Linked DNA regions of Homo sapiens: region 1 is linked to region 2. The links are chromatin loops, found by intact Hi-C in ENCODE. Cell type or tissue: natural killer cell. All regions are shown on one strand. Each heading gives the region's core, and the rest is flanking DNA. Links, peaks and the distances in the headings are about the cores only.

Evidence for each region. Hi-C counts contacts between places; a loop is a spot of excess contacts. Peaks named below come from ENCODE experiments on the same cell type or tissue, not always from the same donor. Only the 100,000 strongest peaks of a DNase experiment are listed, where the experiment ranks them.
Region 1: it touches region 2 in a loop (2.0-fold over the local background); 3 of 110 quality-filtered maps call a loop at or near these places.

What each region holds. Positions count from the first base shown.
Region 1 is chrX:124,207,436-124,215,779 of GRCh38, reverse strand. No RefSeq gene overlaps it. Among named protein-coding and RNA genes, the nearest start is that of TEX13D, 120 kb to the left of the region's middle. In natural killer cell, for the core only: a CTCF peak has its summit at 4,281 (motif pointing left); DNase peaks (open chromatin) are centred at 2,909 and 4,259.
Region 2 is chrX:124,259,056-124,267,399 of GRCh38, reverse strand. No RefSeq gene overlaps it. Among named protein-coding and RNA genes, the nearest start is that of TEX13D, 69 kb to the left of the region's middle. In natural killer cell, for the core only: no CTCF peak of the experiment used is centred there; a DNase peak (open chromatin) is centred at 3,449.

The DNA of each region.
Region 1 (8,344 bases), core at 28-8,027, 52 kb after region 2:
GAGAAGCTATGTTGAAAACTGGGATTAAGTTGGAGTCTGCCTTCTGAACATTGAGACCTCCAGTCCCCATCCTTGACTCAGTTCCCAAAATACTGACAGCCAGGTTACACATGCCAAGCGGAAGATTGGAAGATTCCACTCTGGGAAACTGACTGAACCCAGAGAAATAATTCAGATGATACTGAAGAAGCAGGCAGGATGTCAAATGATGTAGGGTTTTGTAGGCCATATTATAGTTTTTGGATTTAGCCTAAGGACCAGAAAGTCATTCAGGGGTTTTAAGCAGGGGAACAACATGATCGAATTTGCATTTTTTAAAGATGAAAAAGGAGCTAGTGTGGATTTTCAAAAAGTGAAGACCCTGTACCACATTTTGACCAGTTTCAGAGAGGAGGGGAGCTGTGCAGAGATGTGCTGGAGGAGTGCCTATTGGTGACCAAAGACATGGGATGCTGAAGCGATACAGAATGCCACCTGGAAGTTCGTTGGTAATGTGCCTGATCCTGTTTGAGAATGTAGATCACTGGTGGTGGGGTGTTGAAGTGGTAGGTGGGAGAGTAGACTCATGTGGTTTAGAGACTGTTTACATTAATTGAGCAAATAAGTGAAGATTATATTGAAGATAAGTGGCAGGCTTCTCACTGTTGGAGAAGATACTAAAAACAGAAAGGAGGAAGACCAGACCGAATGTTAACATTCTGGGTTGAAATTGGAGGTTTGGGTATAAATTCATGTTTTAAATATATATACTCAGAGAGATATAAAAATAGTTATAGATGTACATATGTGTATATATGCACATGTATGTATTAATATATACATACATATATTTTCCAGCCCTGTCTGCTAAGAGCACCTGCAAGCAATAATAGCCCAGCAGCAATGAGCCCACCAAGAGCTCAGATAATAGTTTTCATATACCACCCTCCACTAAAGAAAAAGTGCTCAAAGAATAATGGGAACAAGTCAAAAGGACACCGAGACCACCTTGAAAGGGGCTCCCAGTGGTCAAATCTGGGAAAATTTGAGCATCAAAATAAACGTTGATAGTAATGGATCGCAACCAATTATACAAAATAGGACTCCATGAGTCCATATTGACATACATACATACATAAATAATAAATAAATAAAGGATAGGGCAGACTATATCTACAAAGATACCCACCACAATATATTCTATCCTATAGGCTGTTCTTACAATGTGATGTTAACAATCTTCCCATCAAGTGGTAAGAGCTATGTCCCCATCCATTGACCCTAGATGGATATTTATGACTGCCTCAACCAACAGAATACAATGGAAATGAAAGCTGTGTGACTTCTGAGGTTGTATTAGAAAAAGGCCATGCACTTCCACCTTGCTCTCTTGGGATACTTGCTGTTAAATCTCAACCCCAATGCTGGGATGAAATCAAGCAGCTACATAGCAAGGCCTCATGTGAGGGTTCTGGCTGGCAGCCTCAGCTGAGGTCCCAGTCAAAAGACAGCAACAACTAGTCAGTCATGTGAGTGATGAACCACCTTGGAACTGGATCCTCTAACCCCAGCTGACTGCCCCAGCTAAAATATCACCTTGCCTAGATTGCAGATTCATGAGCTAAATTCTTGTTGTTTTAAGCCAGTAAATTTGGGTCTAGCTTGATGTACAGCAATAGATAACTGGAACAGAGGAGAAGCCCTTCTGTTCCATACAGTAGAATGCCAACTAATAAGTGTAGAAAGATTGATGGGAATGAGAATCAATATTTGGCCACCATAACATAACTGAATTAACTGCCTGGTTGATTCAGGCAGTTAAGGGTGGTGGGTAGAAGATCGATGAGAAACAGGATGTTGGCATAATCTGGGAATATCTCCCCACAAAATACTGATCAATTACAAAGAGAAAAAAAAGGGACATTGTTATGCTAGAGAAACCTGCAGACACCAATATACCCCGTGATTAGAGTTAACACTACCAGTGACAGGATAGGTTGGCATTGTGTGCTCTCTGATGCAATGCACCAAGAAGAACACAGCATCATTTCTAGGGTATTCCTGCCAAGAAAATGTGGCCTGAGTCTAGTCATAAGGAAACGTGGCTCATCCTACAAAATGTAAAATCAGTAGTTGCTAAAACTGTTGAGGACATGAAAGACAGGAAAAATCTATGGAACTCTCTCCGATTGAAGGAGCCTGAAGAGATACGACAACTAAATACTAGATGGACACTGATGACAACTAATTGCTGGTAACTAAGTGTTCCTGGATGGAATCATGGACCAGAAAGGAAAAGGAGACATTGTTGGGACAGTTGGCAAAGTTTTAATTGGGTCTGCAGATTGAGTGGTAGTGTTGTACCACTGTGGATTTCCTGACCTGGAGAGCTGTATGCTGGTAGGTTAGGAGAGTGGACTTGCTAGGGGAAAGACACACTGGAATATTTAAGGATCATAGAACATCATGTCTTCAGCTTACTCTCAAGTGGTTCAGAAAAAGACTAATGTGTATATATATATACACATTAATATAATAATGTTTATATATTATTTATATATGTAATAATGTTTATATATATATGAGAAAGAGGGAGCAAATGCAGTAAAATGTTAACAAGAATCTAGGTGAAACAGATATGGAAGTTATTTGCACTGCATTTGTAACTTCTCTGTAGGTTTGAAAATATTTCAATATGCAGTATTTTTTAAAACCACACAATTGCTTATTTTACCAAACCATTTCAGATCAAAGACTCATTGCTTAATTTCAACTACTCAACCAATTTTATTCTTCAGGGCAAAGGGGTAAATATACGGCATGCATAACCCCAAACCACAGATATGCAAATCACATTGCAAACCAGGCCCCAATTCATACTAATTCATCAACGTTTCCATGCCTAGTGCTACATCAGCACTCTCAACTCCAACCAAGATACCAGGGTTCACCAACTTCACTTGCAACATTGCAGGTGCTCATTGCACAAAACAGCCCCACCCTCGATATGATGTAACAAAAAGGTTCTCCTTTGTGGTAATAGTCTTTATCTATCATCTGTAAGTTTGGCAAAACTGTAACATCTGTCTCTTATGCCCTTCCCTTTTATTTTCTGCATGGCTCTTCCTTCTGTCACCTCATTTTCTGCTCCTGATGCCCTTATGGCTCAGGTGGTTATTTGTGCTCTTGTAGCTAACATCTTACATAGAAGGCCTGCCCTGTCTTCTCTCGAGATTGTCCTGGTCCACAAACAGATAAGTTTGACTACATGGATATTCAAATAGTAAGTAACTATACAAAAGAAATTCAACAATATTAATAATTAAATAATACAAATTAAACCCCAATGTAGTTATTAGTTTTAAATTAGTACCAGTCTTTACAGCAGCATGATGGTAATATATATTGAGGATCATGAAACTATTCATGCCTTGTGTCATGCATTTTGATACAATAATCCTACTTTTAGAGTAGTTACCAGAAACATTATTCAGAAAATAAAGTGTTATTTATAATGTTGAAAAGATGCAAGTAATATAAGTATGTGATGTTCATGCATTTTTTTCAACAAATAATTACTGAGAACTTTCTATGACCAAGTATCTAATAGAATAGAGCAGTGTTGAAGTGTTATGACAAATCAACACGATGAAATGTTGTATAACCATTAAAATACTAAGTAGAATCACTCATAGAAAAGTGTTTATGGAATGATGTCAAATAGAATTCAAAACTTTATAGACACTACATAGACTATGTACAGACTATAAATTATAATAAATAATATAAAACTGTGTATGGACTGTAAAGTATAAAATTTAAAAATTGTATAGGCGCTATATAAAACTGTACAAGGTATAAATTAAAATATAATAAACTTTGTTAGGTGCTTAAGTATCTCATTTAAATGCTCACAGAAACTCCAGTGTTATTGTCCCCATGGTACAGATAAAGAAACTGAGGCTCATGGGGATTATAATACAACACTAGACTGCGAGTTCCACAAACTAACATTTTTGTCTGTACTGTATCCCGTGTCCAGAACAGTGCCTCACATATACCAGACACTCAGTAAATAGTTCTTGACTACCTGAAGTGGCTGAGTCATGATTGGGACCCAGTTCCCTATCAGAGCTAATACTGTCATTCAAATAAACTAGATCCATCAGGACCTCAGAATGAATTCAGAGATGGGCTTAAAGAGTTTCAAGTTCTTTGCTGGGTTGCAAGAGCCTCATGTCCTTTCCTCTCCTTTCCTTTCTCTTTTACTGTCTGCCCTCTGGTGGAGATACTAATGAGTAGCAGAAGTCACGGAAGAAAGGGCCAGGGTCATCAATGACTGCACAGATCACTTATGTCTTACCTGTATGTAATTAACACCTGTTCTCTAGTTTTGTCTGTTCTCTAGCTGTAAAAACAAGTGGACATATTTTCACCAAATTTGAAGGTTATTTTCAAGATGGTCTGGCTTAAAATACATCATATTAGCACAATTTACTTTGGGGATGCTGTAGGGCACATTGATTATTTTTTTCCTTGCATTGAGCTTTGTGGCCCATCATTTTATGGATTTGTATGAGTTAAGAAACTTACACTTTTTGAATTTTTCTAAAATATCACAGATTAAAGAGAATATTCAAAAATTTCATCAATTTTTCAAAATAACTTTTTTCTCCACACAATGAATAAATTTAAATGCTACAAAATTTGTCCCAAAGATGAAAATATCTTAGTTTCAAATCACCAAGAGTATTTGTTTTCTTTTACCAAGAATAGGAAGTCATAACCAATAGTATTTTAAATTAGAATTTTTATGGATCTGGAAACCCAATTTTAAAGGGACACCCGTGCAAGGGCCAATTGCAAAGACAGGCTCTTTCAAGGGCAAATAAAATTGCAGTAAGAAGAATGCTTGGAGGAAGATGAGAAGAATCGTGTTCTTTCACAGGCAATTGAAACCAAAGTTCAGTTCAAAGAGACATTTGGCTGCTGATCAGGAGATACATGAGATATGAATTCAGATGCTTCTGTAAGAGAAAAGAGTGCTTTTACATTTGAACTCCAAATCAATTATGCCAAAGAATCTACACTAGTTCTATGTCTGGAATCTGAAAGGAGAGTCTAAATGTTTCAAGAGAAAGGTCATGTTGAAACCAATTACTAAGCCCCCAAAGTTACTAAAATTGTTATTAATGGAGCAGTTTCCACAATTCCAATAATTTAAGACAAGATCAGAGCTTAAACTGTGTATGTCAACGGGGTACAATAGGAATCAGTATTTAATTCTCCCAAACCACTGGTTCCTTCAAACTACTGCTTCATCTTTTAAAGGCCGTAAGTACCAAGTGAATATCTTTTTCACCCATGGCTATTAATAAGTCCCAAATGCAAATGCCTCAAATAATTGGCATTGGTTTTTGATAGAGCTGCTTCTCACATAGGCAACACTATGTAATGTGTGCCTGAGTGGTGAGCAACAAGGATTTACCCAAATTTACTCAGGAGTATAACAATAACTATGACCTCTAAAGAAACTTGTTACAAAGTTGGAAATTATTAAAGCTCTGAATTAATTCAACTAGACAAAATCATCATAATGTTAACGTTAGTGTTTTTATTGTTTCTATTAAACTTTATTTAATGATAGTTAATTATTCTCCTGTGGAGCACTGGGAGTCTCCTAGAGTCTCTTTTTTTTCTTGGCACTTATAATGAAGGCAGAGAGTTAACTCCCAGTTTTCTTTCTTATTGACAAAAGAGATCAGCGCATTAAACACTTGGAAAGCCCTCCCCGGTGACTAGTACAGCCCTTGGCAAATAGTAAGTACTTAATAAATATTTGCCAAATGATTTAATGAACCACCCTTATATGAGTTGGAGTTTTTTGGTTGTGACAAAACCCAACTCTGGCTAACTTAGGAAAAGAGGGAATTTATTTGAAGGCTACAGGGCAGCGAACAGGTTTAAGAAGAGACTGGAAAAACCAACTCCTCAGAAACCAAAGCAGAAACCAGGGAGCTCCAGAAGATGTAGAGCAAGAACTGCTTAACACTTTATGCGGTCTTTTTATTACTCCATTCATAGATCAAATTCAAGAGGAAGCTTCTAATTGACCTAGCTTGGGTCCACATCACTACTCCTACACTAGGAGAGGGCAGGGTATCTTGATCAATATTCCTACCAGAATTTATCCAGGGTCAAAAAAAGAATCTTCCCAAAGGAAATGGGCATGCTTCTGCCAAAAGAAGGTAGAATGGATACAGAACAGGAAGGAAGGAAGGAAGGAAGGAAGGAAGGAAGGAAGGGAGGGAGGGAGGGAGGGAGGGAGGGAGGGAGGGAAGGAGGAAGGAAGGAAGGAATTTTTCTCTTTTTTTTCCTTTTTCTTTTTTTTTTTTTTTTTTTGAGATGGAGCCTTGCTCTGTTGCCCAGGCTAGAGCGCAGTGTCTCGATCTTGGCTTATTCCAACCTCCGCCTCCCGGGTTTAAGCGATTCTCCTGCCTCAGCTTCCCAAGTAGCTGGGATTACAGGTGCCCACCACCATGCCTGGCTAATTTTTGTATTTTTAGTAGAGACAGGGTTTTACCATGTTGGCCAGGCTGGTCTCCAACTCCTGACCAAAGGTGATCCCCCGCCAATCTCAGCCTCCCAAAGTACTGGGATTATAGGCGTGAGCCACCATGCCCAGCCAGGAATTTTTCTAAGTATTAAGTAAGAAGGTACTTAAAAGAAAATACTTAGAAAGTTATAAAAATTACTAAGTAATATATTAAAGTATTATCTTAGAGTTGATCCAATCTGATAGGATTAGTGTCCTCATAAGAAGAGACACCAGAGAGTGCTCGTTCTCCCCTCCTCTTCTCCCTCCTTTACCCTCCCCCTCTTCCTTCCTCTTTCCACACAAGCACACCAAGGAGGCCACGTGAGCACACAGAGGGAAGGCAGCTGTCTGCAACCCAAGGGGAGAACACTCATCAGACACCCACCCTGCTGGAACTTGACGGTGGTTTTCCAGTCTCCACAACTGTGAGAAAATAAATTTCTGTTGGGCAAGCCTCCCGCTCTATGGTAGTTTGTTATGGCAGCCTGAGCAGATGAATATATCCACCATCAAAATTGATGAGACAACCGAATAATTTCACAAAAATGCCTTCCAGAGAAAAATACTTAAAATAACTGCTTAGAGATAAGTTGCATTATTTTAGTACATTTATAATTAAAATAGAATAGGCTATAATAACCATCAATCATTACACAGGAATCTCTGAAAGACCTGACTGCCAAAGACTGCTACGTTTTCAATGTTATTATCAAAATATGATACTGGTAATAGTTCAAATTGGTAGGGAAAGCATGAATTGTTCAATAAATTGTACAGCACTACTTGGAAAAAAATAGTTAAACTCTCACTTCATGCCCAAAGCACAAAAAATTATAGATGCTTTTAAAACCTTCATTTAAAAATAAAAGCTCAGACCAGGCACAGTGGCTCATGCCTGTAATCCCACCACTTTGGGAGGCCAGCGCAGTCAGATCACTTGAGCTCAGGAGTTCGAGACCAGCCTGGGCAACTAGTGAAACACCGTCTCTATGAAAAATTAGCCAGGCGTGGTGGCGCACAATTGTGGTCCCAGCTACTCGGGAGGCTGAGGTAGGAGGATTGCTTGGGCCTGGGAAGCAGAGGTTGCAACAAGCCGAGATCATGCCACTCTACTCCCAGAATGGGAGACACAGTGAGACCCTGCTTCAAAAACAAAAATTTTTTTAATTAAAAAATAAGAGCTCAGAAGCATTAGAGGAAAACACTGAAAATATTTTTATAATGTTGGAGTGGGAGATATCTTCTTAAGATTCAAATTCAAAAGCCATAAGAAAAAACATTAACACATGTATGTAAAAATTTGCACATGTATGTAAAAATTTACACATGTATGTGTATGTATGTAAAAATTAACACATGTATGTAAAAATTTTCAACTTCTGTACAGAAAAAGATAACACAAGGAAATTTAGTAGATAGACAAAAGACTGAAAGAAAATATTTGCAGCATATTAAAAAAGAATTTTATATCCACCACATATAGTTTCTACAAATTAATAAAACACCAACCACATAATAGAAATATATACATTCACAATATTATGCAACCACCACCACTATCTAATTCCAGAACATTTAATCACCCCAAAAGTAACTTATACACATTAAAAAGTCACTCCCATTCCTTCCCACCCCCAGCTCCTGGTAACCATTAATCTACATTCCAAATAAATCTACGCTCTCCATAAATCTATGGATTTACCTATTCTGCACATTTCATGTAAATGGAATCATACAATATGTGACCTTTTGTTTCTGGCTACTTTC
Region 2 (8,344 bases), core at 85-8,084:
AACCCCATCTCTACTAAAAATACAAAAATTAGCCAGGTGTGGTGGCGCTTACTTGTAGTCCCAGCTACTTGGGCAGCTGAGGCAGGAGAATCGTTTGAACCTGGGAGGTGGAGGTTGCAGTGAGCCGAGATCACGCCACTGCACTCCAGCCTGGGCAACAAAGTGAGACTCTGTTTAAAAACAACAACAACAACAAAAAAGAAAACCTATTGTGATTTTTCAGATTCCCTTTCCCTGGTTTGTTCCTTGAGGAAACTATGCAGCAGTGTTTTTTGGACTCAGCACACAGACCAGATGATTTGGCTCTGCAGAGTGGAATGAAAATGATTCTCAACATTTAAGGACCTTTCCCTCCCTATAGTGGGTAGCAATAACAGCAACAGCAATTGGTTTGAGTTTTTTTACACTTATTTTTAAATGACTCCCATATTACCTTCTTTCTGAGGTGATGGAATAACTGTTTTCTCATAGTTTGGTGTGGTTTACTATGAGGTTGCTAAAAGTGAAGAAGGTGTCCAACTGAAAACTTGAGTGTCAAATACCACAAGTAAGAGATGCAGACTAACTAATGTAGGTTGTCTCGGAGTGATATTTACAAAATGTAACACAGTGAATGTAGGCAAGATATGGAAAAGAAGATAAACTAAGATTTAGTGTTTTCATTATTTATGAAAATTGTATAAAGTTACTTTAGCTTTCAGATAAGAGGAAAAGGTGTTATTACTGCCAAAAAGTGCTTTTAAAGAAGTTTCTAATAGAAAGGGACAGATTGAGGTCTCTTTGGGAGCCTGGCTAGGTGTTTTCCAAGAATCTTTCAGAGTAGCAACAACCCAGTGAACTTTCCATTGTGTGACCTTCAGCCTTATGGTCCCAGGAGCCTTACTTTGACAGCATACCCAGAGTAAATTCAATTCTCCAGAAGTCTCACTGTTCATTCAACAGTGTCCTTTAAAATACTGCTATATGCCAAATTCTGTGTTCTGGACACTGAGATATAATAGTGAGCAATAAAGATATTAACAAGTCCCTTCTGATGGGCACATTCTTGCTTCAATTAGGTTAATACATCAACAACCTAAATATCTGTAATTATATGGGTGTGTGAGGTCACACAAAACTTTAATGACCAAATCTGAGCATTCATCCCACTTAACTGCAGAAAATCTAGTCTTTTATCAAGTTCTCCTCCCTATGAATTTTTGAGAGTCCCTAAAGGACACTTAGAAAGTCCTTACATCCATCCTAGTTATCCAGCGCAGTAGGTACTCAGTAAATGATTATTATATGCACAGATTAATTTCGATAATCCATGGCTATTTAGGTTTAAAAAGCACCTTCATGGTTCTTTCATCTTAATCATTTACTATGTGCTCTGCACAATACATGGCACAATGGGAAATAAGAAATAAGACCCTCTCCCTGCCCTCAGGTGGGTCAAATCTTTTACACATGAAACAGAGAGCTTAGAATCCAAATGAGTGATATAGCTAGTGAGCAATCTTGAAGAACTCAATGGGGCATTAGTAGCTAGGTAAAGCCTCACATTTAGAAATGGGATATCCTAACCTAGCAAAAGAAAACAGTTTGAGTTGTGCATAGTGCTTAGACCCCAGTGGTAAGACCCGCCTGGCTGCAACAGAAAGCTTTGTAGGAAACAGATTTGGATAGGTCAGATGGGGCCTGGTTAAATGCCAGGTCTTCAGTGCCAGGTTCAGAGTTTGGGCTCACTAGTAGATAGAAAGGAGCCATTTATGAATAGTTTTATGCAGAGAGAAGCAAAATGATATTGCTAGCATTCTTCTACTAGGATTGAAGGAGATGATAAAGTCAAATATTTCAGACTTCACTGATGAAGAGAAAACTGATACCACTGATGAAAATGGGATGATTTTTATTTTCCCCCTAAAAGGAAGAAATATGTATAAATATATGAGAAGAGTTATTGCAATAAGATTTGGGGTTAGAAAAAATTCAGAATGGCTTTCAAAAATAAGTTATTTCCCAAACTATGCATCTGACAAAGGTCTAATATCTAGAGTCTATAAGAACCTTAAACAATTCAACAGGCAAAAAACAACCCCATTAAAAAGTGGCCAAAGGACATGGACAGACACTACTCAAAAGAAGACATACCAAACATATGAAAAAATGCTCAACATCACTAATTATCAGAGAAATGCAAATCAAAACCACAAGGAGATATCATCTCACACCAGTCACAATAGCTGTTACTAAAAAGTCAAAAAGGCTGGGCGTGGTGGCTCATGCCTATAATCTCAGCACTTTGGGAGGCCAAGACAGGAGGATCACTTGAGCCCAGGAGTTCAAGACCAGCCTGTGCAACATAGCAAAACCCAGTCTCTACAGAAAAATCAAATATTTAGCTGGACATGGTGATGCATACCTGTAATCCCAGCTACTCTGAAGGCTGAGGTAGGAACATCACTTGAGCTCTGCAGGTCAAGGCTGCAGTGAACTGTGATTGTGCCACTGCACTCCAGCCTGAATGACAGATTGAGACCTTGTCTCAAAAAAAAAAAAAAAAAAAAAAAAAAAAGTCAACCAGGCACAGCTCACACTTGTAATCCCAGCACTTTGGGAGGCCAAGGTGAGAGGATCATTTGAGCCCTGGAGTTCAAGACAACCTGGGCAACATGGCAAACCCCATCTCTACAGAAAATTTTAAAAATTAGCCAGGTGTGGTGGCATGCGCCCATAGTCTCAGCTACTTGAGAGGTTGAGGTGGAAAGATCACTTGAGCCTGGGAGGTAAAGGCTGCAGTAAGCCATGATGGCACCAGTGCACTCCATCCTGGGTAACAGAGCAAGTCCCTGTCTCAAAAGAAAAAGTCAAAAATTAACAGATGTTGGCAAGGCTGTGGAGAAAAGGGAATGCTTATATACTGTTGGTGGGAATGTAAATTAGTTCAGCCACTGTGGAAAGCAGCTTGGAGATTTCTCAAAGAACATAAAATAGAACTACCATTCAACCCAGCAATCTCATTACTGGGTGTATACCCAAAGGAAAATAAATCATTCTACCAAAAAAACTCATGCACTCGTATGTTCATCGGAGGACTATTCACAATAGCAAAGAATGGAATCAACCTAGGTGCCCATCAATGGTAGATTGGATAAAGAAAATGTAGTATATATATATATATATATATATATATATATATATATATATATACCACAAAATACTACATAGCCATAAACAAGAATGAATTCATATCCTTTGCAGCAACATGGATGCAGCTGGAGGCCATTATCCTAAGTAAATTAACACAGAAACAGAAAATCAAATGCTTCATGTTCTCACTTATAAGCGGAAGCTAAACATTGGGTATACATGGCATAAAGATGGGGACAGTAGACACTGGGGACTACTGGAGGGGAGAGGGAGGGAAGGGACGGAGGCCGAAAAACTACCTATTGGGTACCATGCTCACTTCCTGGGTGACGCAATCATTCATACCACAAACCTCAGCATTATGCAATATACTCATGTAACAAACCTGCACATGTATTCCTGAATCTAAAATAAAAGTTGACACAAAATAAAATAAGTTCATACAGCAGAGATAAGGAAAGTAAATTAGTTGAAAGTCTCTAATGTCAGATTGCACTAGATTCCTAAATCAACTTTGTCCTGACACGTCTTTCCCACTAATTCTATTCAGTTCAACAAGTAGTAAATGAGCACGCCTAGTGTATACTTAGATCTGTGTTAGGCATTGTGGGTATAGAAAAAAAAAAAAGAGCACCTAGCATGGTTCCAACCATCAGGAGGTAACAATCTGGTGAATAATGCCATCATTATTAGTACCTGATATATGCCAGATTACTTACTAAATGCTTCCTATGAATTTAATTCTCTCAACTACCCTGAGAGGTAGGTATTAGTATCTTCATTTTGTGGATGAAGAAACTAGGATTCAAAAGAAGTCAGAGCCAGCAAGCAACCAGTGGAACCAGGATTCAAATTAAGGTCTGTCTGATATTCTTGCTTTTAACTACTACCACATTATCCAGGGTTTACATGTGTAAAACGATTAAGGAACAAGAGAAGATAATACCGTTCAGCGCTTTGTCTTCTTTGTGGTCTTGTGTGCTTTGTGTGACTGACTAGAGGCAGGTTCATAAGGGGAATGAGATGTGCTGTAGAGTATTACCTCGGGATGACCTTTCTAAGACCTGAGGCGGGTCAGTCTGGAGATGGAGAGTGTCACAAAATTTCAATCCTTCCATACCTTGATTCATTTCTCCTTCTCCAGTTATTTTATTTTTGTTTGTTTGATTGATTTGTTTTTGAGACAGAGTCTCGCTCTGTCGCCCAGGTTGGAGTGCCTGGCGTGATCTCAGCTCACTGCAACCTCCGCCTCCCAGATTCAAGCAGTTCTCCCTCAGCCTCCCGAGTAGCTGGGACTACAGGTGCATGCCGTCACGCCCCGCTAATTTTTTGTATTTTAGTAGAGACAGGGTTTCACCATGTTGCCCAGGCTGGTTGCGAACTCTTGAGCTCAGGCAATCCACCCGCCTTGGCCTCCCAAAGTGCTGGAATTACAGGCGTGAGCCACCGCACCTGGCTTCTCCTTCTCCAGTTATTGACCCATACGCTCCTTCTAGCACCTTGCCTGCTCTACGATTTCACCTTAACCTATCCTTAAGCTAGATATGTAGCCTATCAATGGTCTAGCTTGAGCCAAGGATTGAATGCATAATACCTATTTGAGTCAGTGGGAGGGATGGTTAGCATGTCCCTTACCTAAATTTCAGCTCTCTCAGCCAGGCTCTTGCCTGGGAACTGTAGCAGATAACTCAAGGCTATGTTCGCTGTCAAGTGTCTAGAGCAGCTAGTAGTCTAGTTTAGCGGCCTCCAAATTTTAACACAATCAGGTTTTTAAAGCCCATGCCACCCCAAAATTAAATATGAGTTTATTTATTTACAAATTATTTATACAGTACAACTATATTATTGCATACATTATGATATAAACATATACAGAAATATGAATTTTAAAAGAATTATTAAAACAGCAATACTTAAGACTCTAAATGGTACAAAAATGATTTTGTTCTCACTTAAAATTATTGTTTGATATAATTTATCAAATGAAAGTTATATGACTCAACATTGTTTAATTTTTTTATTTTTTTTTTGAGACGGAGTCTCGCTCAGTCGCCCAGACTGGAGTGCAGTGGCGCGATCTCGGCTCACTGCAAGCTCCACCTCCTGGGTTCACGCCATTCTCCTGCCTCAGCCTCCCAAGTAGGTAGGACTACAGGCACCCGCCACTACGCCTGGCTAATTTTTTTTGTATTTTTAGTAGAGACGGGGTTTCACCATGTTAGCCAGGATGGTCTCGATCTCTTGACCTCGTGATCCGCCCGTCTCCGCCTCCCAAAGTGCTGGGATTACAGCGTGAGCCACCGCGCCCAGCCAACATTGTTTAATTTTTTAAATCTTACGTTACAGCAGTTTGAAGGACTTGTTCTAAATCAGATTATTTGCTAGGTTTTAATAAATATCTTGGTTGAAAAAGAGAGCTCATAAAGATACATAGATTCAAAAAGAAGTACATCATTGTCTATGCTTAATATGTAATCCTGAATGTGTTTTTTACTTCATCCTTCAATTATTCAAACGTGTTTGCTGTAATTTGTCTAATAAATTTTCTTAGTTCCTGATGTCAATCAGCTGTGCCTGCAAACTAATCAGAAGGCGTGATATATTGCCATTTTTAACAAATGGGATCAAAATTTGCCAAAATCTTTCCTTTGAAAAAGCTTTAAAGAGGTTAGAAATGTTTATTTCCAACTTTTAAAATTATGCAGGTACTAGGGGTTTTTATGGTAGGTGGCAAAGCAACAAAACCACAGAGAAGATAGAAACATTTTTCAGCATCCATTTTTAAGATATGCTTTTTTAAAGCATTTACTTTTCACTCATTATTAAAATTCACTTTTTAAAAAACAATATCTTCTGGGTATTGCCAACTGCTTAGCAAGAAAAGATAAGCAAATTTGGAACACTTGTCTTTGTTTAGAAGAAAAATACTGTATGTAACTCATCCCTAAGTTGAACAATTTTTTAAATATTTTCCTCAAGATAACTAGTGAGATCTCAGAGTGGCACTAAAGATTTTCATGGTCAATCTCCATCTCCTTACAAACCATATAAAAGAGTCTATCAGTTAAGATTATATAAACTATAGCCTTCTCCCTGCACAGGTAAACCACAGTATTTTGCAATATACTGAAAGCAAAAAACGAGTGAGGCCATTGCTGAAAATCACTTTGAATTATGAAACCCCTACTCTTTCTGCAGGGTGCTGACAAACATACGTGACACATCTCTAACACAGGTCCAAATGAGTAGCACTGTCAATTGAAAGATTAAACACTAGGAAGTAAGCCAAGCATGGTGGAATCCACCTATAGTCCCAGCTATTCAGGAGGCTGAGTTAGGAGGATCACTTGAGCCCAGGAGTTGTTTTGTTTTGTTTTGTTTTTCTTAGACCCTGGGCTCTAAAAAAAAAAATAGAAAAAGTAAATAGAAATTTTAATGTTTTCTCCACACCCAAATAGATCATCTTGCACAACCCCCGTGGATCCATACATCCCCACTTTGGAAACCACTGTCCTAAGCTATTGATTAAGGGCAAGCCATGAGAATTAAAGCCAAATGAGTAGGTGAGTGGCAGGCAGTGCATTAATTTAAGAGTTGAAAAACTAATGGTCGGGCAGGGTGGCTCATGCCTGTAATCCCAGCACTTTGAGAGGCTGTGGTGGGCAGATCACCTGAGGTCAGGGGTTTGAGACCAGCCTGGCCAACATGATGAAATCCCGTCTCTACTAAAAATACAAAAATTTGCCGGGCTTGGTGACGCGTGCCTGTAATCCCAGCTACTGGGTAGGCTGAGGCAGGAGAATCACTTGAACCTGGGAGGCTGAGGTTGCAGTGAGCCAAGATTGCACGACTGCACTCCAGCCTGTATGACAGAGCAAGACTGTCTCCAAAAAAAAAAAAAAAAAAAAAAAAAGAGTTGAGAAACTCATTCCTTGTCCCCAACCAGGGGAAGGCCATCCCAAGTCTGCTCAGAGCTTGGGCTAAAGGAGGCAAAATAGGATCAGTGGCTAAACTTTATTCTATCATGTGCTAAAAACAATATTTTTCAATTCCATACTGTGAGACATATTTGGGAAAGTAATAGACTTAGTTTTGAAAGAAAAAAGCTAATAAAAAATTCGTCTAGAGTACATCTAAAATATAATTATTAGTGATGGCTAACGTTTCTAATTTTCTTTCTAGACTCAAAGCCATCCCCCATTTATTAATCTTTTTAACCATTACAAGCCTATGAGGTACATATGGTCTTGTGCTCACTTTACAAGTGGGGAAACTGAGGCCCAGAGGTACGATTTAACTTGCCCAAGGTTACAGACCTCCAAAGTAGCAAAGACAGGTTTAGGATCCAAGTCTTGCTGCTCTTCCTTCTGCCTCCAGCCCATCATGGCACACAGCAGTGCCAATCTGTGACTGGCAGCTCAATTCCGATACAAAACTAATGAATTCCACTTCAGGAATTCCTCTACTCTTCCTTGGTTCCTTGCCTTCAAATCCAAAACCAAATGCCACATCCTGGATTTCTGAACTTTCAGGCACTATTAAATCCCCTGAAAATGTACACTTCACTCTCTCCTCCAACGGCCAGGAGCAACTCTCAAAATGTATGTAGTACACAGGTACCACACGCAGCATGGTTTGTTCTCACCTACAACATATGCTTATGCCCATTTCTCCTACTAGACTGTAAAGGGCTACAAAGTGGCCTATACAGTAGTCCTTTCACTTGGGATATGCAGTGGTTCCTCTTAGCCATCACCTGACAGCCTCTAGGTCTGAGAGGCAATGCACACAGTAGGAATTGCTGTAGAATTTTATCATCTACAACATATGTGGACAGAATAAAGGTGAAAATATTAAAATTCCTTTGGCTCTAGCACTTTGAAACTTAATGTAGCATCCTTCACCGAACTAATTTGCTCTTCAAGGCAGCTTATTAATGGAAAAGAGAAATGAAATATTCCTAAGGGAATAATTTCAGTACAGATGAAGGTCAGCTACTCTTTCCTTTAAAGATGTTAGTACCTTGGCATGGCACAAGGCAGCATGACATGCATCTAGCAAATTTACCCACACTTATTTTCCCATATGTTTGTGTATGTATGTGTGTGAGAGTGAGTGTGTGTGTGTATACAGACATATGTGAACAATAAATACAAAAAAGCCAGAATAATCTCAATGATCAGGGAAGACATAGAGCATCACAGAAAGATAC